Linked DNA regions of Homo sapiens: all the other regions are linked to region 3. Evidence: chromatin contacts called from ENCODE Hi-C data. All regions are on one chromosome and are shown on one strand. Each heading gives the region's core, a stretch centred on a gene start or an enhancer-like site at or near the end of the contact. The rest is flanking DNA. Distances are from core to core; before and after follow the strand shown.

The links. Hi-C counts contacts between places; a loop is a spot of excess contacts on that map. Pooled maps may share reads with other maps.
Region 1: a loop to region 3 is called in a map of PC-3, with 3 times the contacts of the local background. The contact joins two enhancer-like sites. A Hi-C loop is called at or near these places in 4 of 168 maps with a recorded cell type or tissue (PC-3, ascending aorta, endothelial cell of umbilical vein and 1 more) and 10 of 50 pooled maps.
Region 2: a loop to region 3 is called in a map of left cardiac atrium, with 3 times the contacts of the local background. The contact joins two enhancer-like sites. A Hi-C loop is called at or near these places in 4 of 168 maps with a recorded cell type or tissue (PC-9, cardiac septum, endothelial cell of umbilical vein and 1 more) and 2 of 50 pooled maps.

Annotation. Positions count from the first base shown.
Region 1 is chr3:115,216,598-115,219,675 of GRCh38, forward strand. No RefSeq gene overlaps it. Among named protein-coding and RNA genes, the nearest start is that of ZBTB20, 71 kb to the left of the region's middle. RefSeq lists an enhancer at 886-2,785. Within about 2 kb of position 1,439, at least 3 of the 41 ENCODE cell types and tissues checked have a DNase peak (open chromatin) inside an H3K27ac peak, as active enhancers do.
Region 2 is chr3:115,237,920-115,241,130 of GRCh38, forward strand. No RefSeq gene overlaps it. Among named protein-coding and RNA genes, the nearest start is that of ZBTB20, 92 kb to the left of the region's middle. RefSeq lists an enhancer at 1,369-2,568. Within about 2 kb of position 1,937, at least 12 of the 41 ENCODE cell types and tissues checked have a DNase peak (open chromatin) inside an H3K27ac peak, as active enhancers do; they include endothelial cell of umbilical vein, where a contact is called at or near this core.
Region 3 is chr3:115,511,399-115,514,494 of GRCh38, forward strand. No RefSeq gene overlaps it. Among named protein-coding and RNA genes, the nearest start is that of GAP43, 110 kb to the right of the region's middle. Within about 2 kb of position 1,278, at least 9 of the 41 ENCODE cell types and tissues checked have a DNase peak (open chromatin) inside an H3K27ac peak, as active enhancers do; they include endothelial cell of umbilical vein, where a contact is called at or near this core.

The DNA of each region.
Region 1 (3,078 bases), core at 189-2,688, 290 kb before region 3:
CTACCCAGCCTGGAGTGTGGTGGCATGATCTTTGCTCACAGCAACCTTTGCCTCCTAGGCTCATGCCATCCTCCCACCTTAGCCTCCAGCGTAGCCAGGACCACAAGTGCACACCACCATGCCCGGCTAATTTTTGTATTTTTTGTAGAGACAGGGTTTTGTTATATTGCTCAGTCTGGTCTTGAATTCCTGGGCTCAAGCAATCTGCTCACCTTGGCCTCCCAAAATTCTGGTAATACGGGAGTGAGCCACCATGCCCGGCAGTGTAAACATGACTTTTATATGCACTGGGAAACAAAAAAATTCATGTGATTGCTTTATTGTGATATTCATCTTATTGCAATATTTTATTTATTATGGTGGTCTGGAATTAAACCCACAATATTTCTGAGGTATGCCTATGCATTAGTTTTGCTTGTTTTTGAGTGTTATGTCAATGGAATCATACAGTATGTTCTCTTTTGTGCCTAGTTTATTTCACTCAATGTTATGTCTTTACATAGTGTGACAAAGTTTTTTTCCTCTTGTTTAATTTTTATGTTTTAACTTCTATAACAGTTCAGTAATAGATGCATATAATTTATAAATAAGCCAGGGATGTGTGCATAAAAGTTTGCAGTTCTTGGGTTAAAGTATGGCACCATTTGTGTGAATGTCAACTTTAAATCCCAGATAGACTCATTAGCTTTTTAAAGAGAGAACTACTCACAACTACAGACTATGATGACCTCATCTAGGTATTTGTATTTAATAAACATTTATTTATGAGAACCCACTATGCACAAGTGTTTGTAGGCACTGTGAGAGTTACACAGGCAAAATAAAAAGATGTAGCTCGGTCTTTCAAGGAGTCTATCACTGGTGGGAGAAACAGTGCAGTAAACTCATATGATCACTCCAGACAGAATTGAGAATCTACAAAAGAGACACAACTAAAATGATATAGAAGCCTGGATGAAGGATGACCAATCTTCCAAGAAGCTAGAAAAGGCCCCTCGAGACTTGTACTAGATAAACTTTGAGCCCCTTTATACTTTCTAGCTTCCAATATTTAATCAGATTTCTCATTACAGACATAGGATCTTTATTCTCACTGTGCATTGCTTTATGTTTCAGGTTTATGGATACACGGTATATATTGTGCTCAGTCAAAAGGGGGCAGCATTCACCCTTCTTCTGAAAATCAGAGACCACTTTGGCCACATCTCTTTCTTTCTAGGAAAAGAATACTTTTACCAGATAGCGTTTCAGAACATAGATATAAATTTTAAGCCTCTTGTTTTAATTGTTTGTTTATAGAGATAGCAACTGATTTGCACCTTCATGTCACAGAGCCCAACATATTGCACAGGTATAAATGAAGTCAAGCTGTCTCTGTGCCCAGTTTCCCTTATTTCTGCCTTTGTCCCTTGATTGGGCGTGGCAGTCTTGCTCAGACTCAGATTGCTAAAGGGCGGTGGCTGAAATGAACAAAAGGAATCAGACCTTTACTCTTAGCCTGAGAAAAAGATTGCCAAGGGAAGCTTGGGGAGAAAGCGCAATGCTGAGTGGTTGCATCATTGTTTTGACTACCTAATGCTTTTTTTCTCTTCTGACTGTTTATCCTTTTTAAGCTTCTGTTTATAAGCATAACAATTATATGAAAGGTAAATAAGTTACATGCACTACAGGGATGTATGACTGTGCTCTGTCTTGGCGGCATTCATCTCTTTATTAGCCAAGTAACCTTTACAGTTTAAGTACTACACAGTTGCTGCAGTCCTTTTCTTGCTGACGCAGTAGTAGAGGCAGTGGTGGTGAAAACTGAGAGAGGTTTAATGCTGAAGGTCTCAGACTGTGTATCTCTATGTCTATGACCTCTAACCACCAGACCAGCAGATAACTGATTTCATTTTGTTAGTGAAACACTGATTTTAATTGCTGACTTATACAGCTTCCATGTTATACTTGATTGGTTTTGAGAAAATCAATGTTGATGGCCAAAATTCCAAATTAACTATTTCTTTCTAGATTTAATCATACTGTATACAGCCCTAAATTGCCCTCTAAGCGACTTAAAAAAAAATTGAAGAGTAGAGCTTTACCAAATGTCTCTGAATGATAAAGGAAGTTGACCCACCCTATAATTAGCTTTTGTAAATATCAAGTCAAAGGTCAGAGCAAAGGTCATCTGTTTTCTTTCTTTTGTGAAGAAAACAAGGGATTGTAGTCACTATGACTGATTTCAGAATAGTAGCTAAAGATGAAGTCATTGCTTTCTTTCAAAGCAGAAATTGTAAAATTAAATAATTTGGAATAATCACAGAAATAATTACATTAATATGAATAGCAAATAGCAGGTGATAATTTGTGTAGCATTTACAGATACTGTGACCCTTGGTTTTAGACCTTGTGCAGTGTTTTTCTCTGTCAGGTACATGATGCTGGGAGAGCAGCTCTCTAGGAGACCTCTGATGACATCATGTCACTGTCCTCTGAGGCCACAACACAGCTGCCATGCCACACACAGGCTCAAAACACACAGTGGGGCATAGCCAAAAAGTTCACAAAGTAAAGAAATGTCAACTTTCTACGTTTTAGCATTCATTTGCCTGCATTAACCAACATTGTGCAATATATAAAGTCTAAAGCCCATGTGAGAGATAAGACAGAATTATTTGCATTTCTGCTGAAATTAAGCATGATGAAGTAGAAACTTATTACTTTTAAAACCAAAAAATGAATCTAAATATGTGTGTATCAATCAAATGATGAGTTAGGACTTCCTCATGAACTGGAGAGGAAAATTAGATGACCAACTATCCTGGGTTGCTAGGGACTGAGAAGGTCTCCAGGATGTGACATTTTCAGTTTTAAAATCAAGGCTATCTTAGGCAAACTGCAACAAGTTGGTCACCCTAACTGGAAGAGATCTTTTTGGCTATGCTGTCCAATTATCTTATTTTGCAGCTGAAGAAAATAAAGATTATGGAAATCATAAGATCCCAGCAGGATTATTTTTCTCCCTAATTCTTGTCAATGTCTTTTCTTTTCCTAGCTTCTCAGGTCATGTATTAAACTTAGACCACAGGATCATGC
Region 2 (3,211 bases), core at 687-3,186, 270 kb before region 3:
CCAAAGTGTAGGGGCAAAGTTAGGATTAAAATCTGGAAGAAATGCAAAAGCATAAAATATTTATTCAACAGAACAATCTAATGAACGTTTACTCTGTTCTAGGATCTAGGTCTGACTGGGGGTAGCTGGGAAATACTGTGGGGTAAATAAGATAAAGAATTATACTTTCAAAAAGCTTGGTTTCTTGAAGGTGAAGGACAAACAAATAAGCAGTTACAGTACAGCATGGAAAGTAACTCACTGGGGGAAGGGGGACCACAAAGTGTTGTATATAGCCACCAGCCCTCACCCATTCCGATCTTGAGATTGAAAGAGAGAGCTCTCTGAACTCTTCTCATTTTCACTGTTACGAGAAGCCAAATGAAATATCTGTTTCTCATTTTATGGGATGTGGATGTTCAGGGTACCTTAGGCATGTCAGGAAAGAAATAAACTGCCTAGACTGAGTAGAGCTGCTTATTAAAATTTTTAGTAGTGTTTGATGGACAAAGTGTCAGGATTTATAAAAAGCATTTGCATTATAATTGAGAGAAGAATTATGAAGACTCCCTCAAGGAAGCCATCCCTGAGAACTTCTCATGTCTGAACTCCAGGCTGAGTTGGGCTCTGGTTCTCCCTGCTCTCAGCACCCTAGGTTTATTTCTTATGGAAGTACTTATTACCCAGTACTGTCATTGTCTGGTTACTTACTGTGTTAGTCTGTTTTGTGCTGTTATAACAGAATACCTGAGACTGTGTAATTTATGTAGAACAGAAAATTATTTTCTCACAGGTCTGGAGCCTGATAAGTTCAAGATCAAGGCACCAAAATTTAGTGTCTGGTGAGGGTCTTCTTGCTGTGTCCTCCCATGGCAGAAAGCAAAAGGGCAAGAAAGCAAGTTAGCTGAACACCTTCTGAAGTCTCTTTTATAAGGGCTTTAATCTATTCATGATGGAGAAGCCCTCACCACCTAAACACCTCCCAAAAGGCCAACTTCCCAACACTGTTGCATTGGAAATTAAACTTCCAACACAAGAATTTTGGAGGACATATTCTGACCACAGCACATACCTAAATCTCCCACCTCACTCCGTGTGTTATGGAGACAGGAATTGTACTCAGAAATGTTTCTGGGAATAAGTAAGTGGAGCAATAAGATAGCTGTAAAGCAACTGGGACCATTTATATGAAGCAGCCAAGATACCCACAATAACTTGGAGAAACTGCTCTGGAAAAGTAGACATTAAGTCTCCATTGTTGGGGTTTCTGACAGCTGTGGCATGGTGGCATGGTACTACCATAGTTCTTCTACTCTAACACTTTCAAATACCCTTTTAGGTTTTTTCCCTAAGTTCTCCCTCTTTCCTTTTTCCCAGATAATCAATAGATGATTAAATGTCTATGTGAATTGCAACTGTCTGAGTTCATTGTGTTATTGTATTTTTTGTTAAATGGGTATAATTTGAAAACAAGACCTAGAAATACTGCCATACTTTATCTGGAGTCATCTTAGAAGATTATTATTATCAGCATAATTATCTACTTTCCATACAACTTGATTGTTCACATTATATATATTTTTGACTTGAGGTGGAAGGATGACAAAAGGGTCTCATTTAACCTTTTCTGTTTTTAAATAGAAGCAAGATTATTTCTAAAAGTCAATAAAGGATATCCCAGAGGAATTGAGGAAAAATGGGATGAGGACTTCAGTAAAACATACTTTGGTGACAAACATTTTGATATAAAATTTTGTAAAAGCACACACATCCTGATGGGAAGAGGATGAGTAATTTCTTTTTAATTCAGAGCAAGTGTTCTAATCTGGCTGAAATTCTGGGAAGTGCTGGAAATCCCCAAAGCAAAGTGCCAGATGCCATTTCTGGATCCTGGATACGTGGGCTTGGTTGCTAAGATGATGATGCCTCCTCCCCTTCACCACATTCAGCTGACGCCTGAGCGACAGGGAGTTGATGTACGCAGAGCACGGATCTAACAATGTCAACTGTGCTGACATCATCCTAGCTGTGCAGGGCTGATGGGAATTCAGAATATCAAACATCATATCAAGGGCAGTGAGCAGGTGTGACTCATTTCCCTGGAGAAGTGGGAGAGAGGAAGGGAGAGGGCAGGATTATCTCACACTGACACACACACAGCCTTTAGACTGAGCTATTTGCGTGGCTTATTTAAAAGCAGCAAAACAATGTTCTGTCTCTCTCTTCATTTTTCTACCGGAAACACTTTATATTCTAGTCCTATGTGTCTCAGCATAGAATCGAGCCTTTCAACATCATAGTGTATTAAAATACACATTATTTAGGATCATTACTTTTTATGTTACATAAACCCAACTATGAGAACAATTCAAACAAATAAATTTTATGTTTTTATTTTCTCTTCAGGTATCATCTAGTGAACTGTTCAGATGCAACTGAATTGAAAAGGAGCTGAACAAAAGATCCTGAGAGAGGTCTGATGAGACTGCTTTGGTATTACCAAATATATACAGCATTTCTGTATTCTAGCAGAGTATATTGCTTGGTACGAGAGAAGGGGTGCATGATAAATGCTCAATAATTGCTCCTTGGGTGAATAATACAAAAAGACTGTACGTTTGTAAGAATGAGCGTTAATATATAGATTCTCATGTATTTTATGGAGTTGATTATGTATCAGTTGACTTTAAGGGAAAATGGTAATAAGACTGGATACAATAACAATTGTGGTGTTAGTGAAGTTACTGGTTTCACAAGTCTCTTATCCATTGGAACATCTTATTAGAATGATTAGGCTAGGGCAATTAAATCAGAAAGGAGTGTACATCAAAACAGTAAACAAAACAAAACTAAACCCTTCTGCTTCCAAAGGCTTAGTGTTTAATAGCAATGAAAGAGGTACAGTGAACTGACATGGTTGTATTCTCTCCAAAATGACCCTAACGTGTCTTATCACTCTGAGAAGTACTAATTTATCTATGTCTTGTGTCAGCCATAACACAAGGAACAAAAGGACAAAAATTGTTGTTACCCTGTACTCAGTGCTAAAAAGTACCACTTATACTTCCATTTACTCTGTGTGTTTAGTAAAATGGCATATGTATGATAGATTGTGAAGCATATTGGAATCTATGTGTATTGGTTTTTATTGGTATAGCTTGAACAGCACAGAAACAGAAAGGTGTGTTTCAGCTCAATCTATAGGATACTACTTGTACAATACAGATGGTGT
Region 3 (3,096 bases), core at 28-2,527:
GCCAGAAAAGGCAAGAAACTGATTCTTATCTTAGAGCATCCAAAAGGAACACAGCACTGCAGACACCTTGGTTTTAGACCAGTGAGACTTCTGACATCCTTTCAGAACTGTGAGATAAAGATAAATTTGTGTTGTTTTCAGCCAAAAACTTTGTGATAATTTACTATAGCACCAACAGGAAACTAGTACAAGAATCTTTAATATGTGAAGCAAAAAAACTGTAAGGGACAGCAAGTAATATCTTTTCTCTACCCATCAAAGGGTCACAGCTGACACTCCTATAACGAAGACAGATTAACAAGAGAAAAGCATAACAAATTTATTTAACCAAAGTTTTATGTGGCATGGCAGGCATCATAAATGAAGACCCAAAGACCCCAGGGAAAACTGGGTATTTTTATGGACAGCCATACAGAAGTGTGATTGGAGAACAAAAACCTATGTTCTAGTGGTAATAAAATGGGGGGAATTCAGCAAGTCCTGTTTATTCAAATTCTTCTTTGCTTCCAGGAATAGGGCAAGACCCCTCTTCTGGAATGGGGCCTTATGATGTACTTTCAGAAGAATTTTTTTATGACCATGCTTGAGAGGAGAAAGATGGGAGAAGGTCAGAGGAGTGACCGCCAAAGAAGAATGAGGATGAGAAGGGAAAATAAAGACTCTCTTACTCTGGAGGTGCAGAGTTTTCTTCAAGACATTAGGTGTAAGGCTATGGACAGAATAACTATAAACCACCGTCTCATGCGCATCCTTGTCTATGAAATGGGGTTCATAACGCCACCTTCGTGAGGATAAAATGAGGTAACATGTAAAATGGCTAGGAAAAAAAGACGAGTGCAAAGGTGTGGTTCTCTTGCCCGTTTTAAGTGCTTTCAGGAAGAATGTTTTGCTGCATGCAGTCCAGGGCGTGGCAGCTGCTTCGTTGCAACTAAACACTGGAAACTGGCTCCCCCAAATAATCTCCACATTAAGCTGAGATCTGTTGAGTACATGAAAAATTGAGAGGAGGAAGACCCTGACCCTGGGGTGTCTTGGACTACTTCTCCTCTGAATGTTCCTAGGCTAAAACCAAACATTTTTAATAGATAATCTGTTCCCTTAGCCCCTTCTGTTTCTACCTCGTCGCGTGCCCTCTCTGCCTAAACGCTCTCTCCTCCTCCCCAGGTTCATATTAATAAGGAGAAGGTCTCCCCGCAGCTCCTCTGGACCGAGCCACACCTCTGCCTGGGAATCCTGGGCTGGGGCTGCAGAAGCCCGCTGCGCGCCTCCTGGTTTCTATGGAGACCCTGCTTGATGTCAATGGCGGCTCCGGAGCGCAGGGAAACCTAAGCGTTTGTATTTAAATGAGGGAAAGTGGGGGAAGGGGAAGTAAAAGAGGAAGGGAACAGAAGAGAGGATGGTAGAGGTGAGCGGGCGGGTGTTGAACTCTGGGGACTAGAAAAATCCAGCTGCGTTACTCAGTCATCTCATGCTCGCGGAGAAATCAGAGGAAGCAGCAGCGGGCAGAGGGGTGTTTATTTCTTGCGTGAGAAATATCCGACTTCTTTCTGACATCCGGGAGTAAGGGACAGGCAACTAGGAATCCCTTTTCATGTGGCTGGCCCCTGGCTGATAGTGCTGCTCGATTTCATTTCCAAGAAGAAAGGGAGAGTTCTCTCTTTGCCCAGAGACTCAAGTCTTAAAGATTCATTGCTGCTATGGGAGGGGCCACGCCTCTATCTTTCACTCTCGACCCTTTCCCCTGCAGCATAACTAAATAGAAGCTCTGGAAAGACGGATTCGAAAAGTTCTGGGGTCTGGATTAACTGCTGTTTATTGGCTGACACCCTAGCAAGAGGCTGGGGGAGGAGTAGGAGGAGGTTGGGCAGAATGTATGCTATGATTGAATTGCACGAGGGTTCAGATGACGTCAGCTTGAATAAAGGTCTGACCTAGTGAATGTTAAATGTGGCTGAGTGACTGAATCCTTGGAAGGGATCGATGGCAGAAACCTCCATGAAAGGACCATGCCACTTCTTTAAAATATTAAGCATGTGATTCTGCTGATCTCCCCTGCAACTCCCAGAGCGCTGGTGGAATCTTAGCTTTCTGCTATAATCACTTGAACATTACTTACTGCCCTAGATAACTGCGGGTCACGTGGAGTTTGCACCAAAAAAGGAAGTCTTTGAAAAAAAGAAAAAGCCATTAATCAAAGTGCCTGCTAATCTTACAAAGTGAAAGCAATTCAATTTAATAAACACTTTCAGAGGACTACTTCGAGCCAAGTGTATGCAAAATGAGTGAGATGTTCTTTGCCTTCAAGGTGCATACATTCTGGCTGGGGAGGCGGATATGTTCACAAATGACTCATGGTGCCTGGCAGCAGGTAATATATACCATGGGAACTCCAAGGAAGGTGAAATTAATTAGATACAAGGAGGAGGGGAAAGCAGTTTATATTAGTTGCCTCTGAGGTCTAGACTTTTATAATAGATGCAGAGGAGAGAAGCGCAGGGAAAAGTTCTGCAGGGGTAGAATAGAAAAAGTTTAACCCAAATGCCTATTCCATATAAAATTCCAGTTCTGTAAAATTGTCAAGTGACAGAGCAAGCTAATTTTCCTATTTTTTCCCTCTCTGATGACGTATTGCTATTGCTGCAACTTATAGGAAACTCTGGCTTGGCTTCTATTCCATTTTTACCACTTGCCTAACCCATTTTATTTTGATATTAGAGGTTCAAGCTTTAATGGTTTCATTTAAAAATAAACCCAGAAGGTAGAATTGTGAGAAAGAACGCTTTAAAATGTATTTGGGTTTAGGCTGAGTGAGAACCATAGGCATATGAAGGGCATTGAGATTATTTTGTAGTTGAGACAGGGCTGAAATAAAGAAGGTATTTGTGCCATTTGGGGCTCATTTTCAGAGTCATGGCACATAGGAATTAAGAGATGATTGGCAGCTCCATCACAAATGTTGGAGAAATTTTTGAAATATGTAACACTTATGGTCTGAACTTAGTGCGTGTTGCTCGGTCATGAACTATCAAGTTTTCATTAGAAAATTAGGAGATATTCAGGAATACATTAAAGGACACAGAAGCCAAAGGCTAAGTC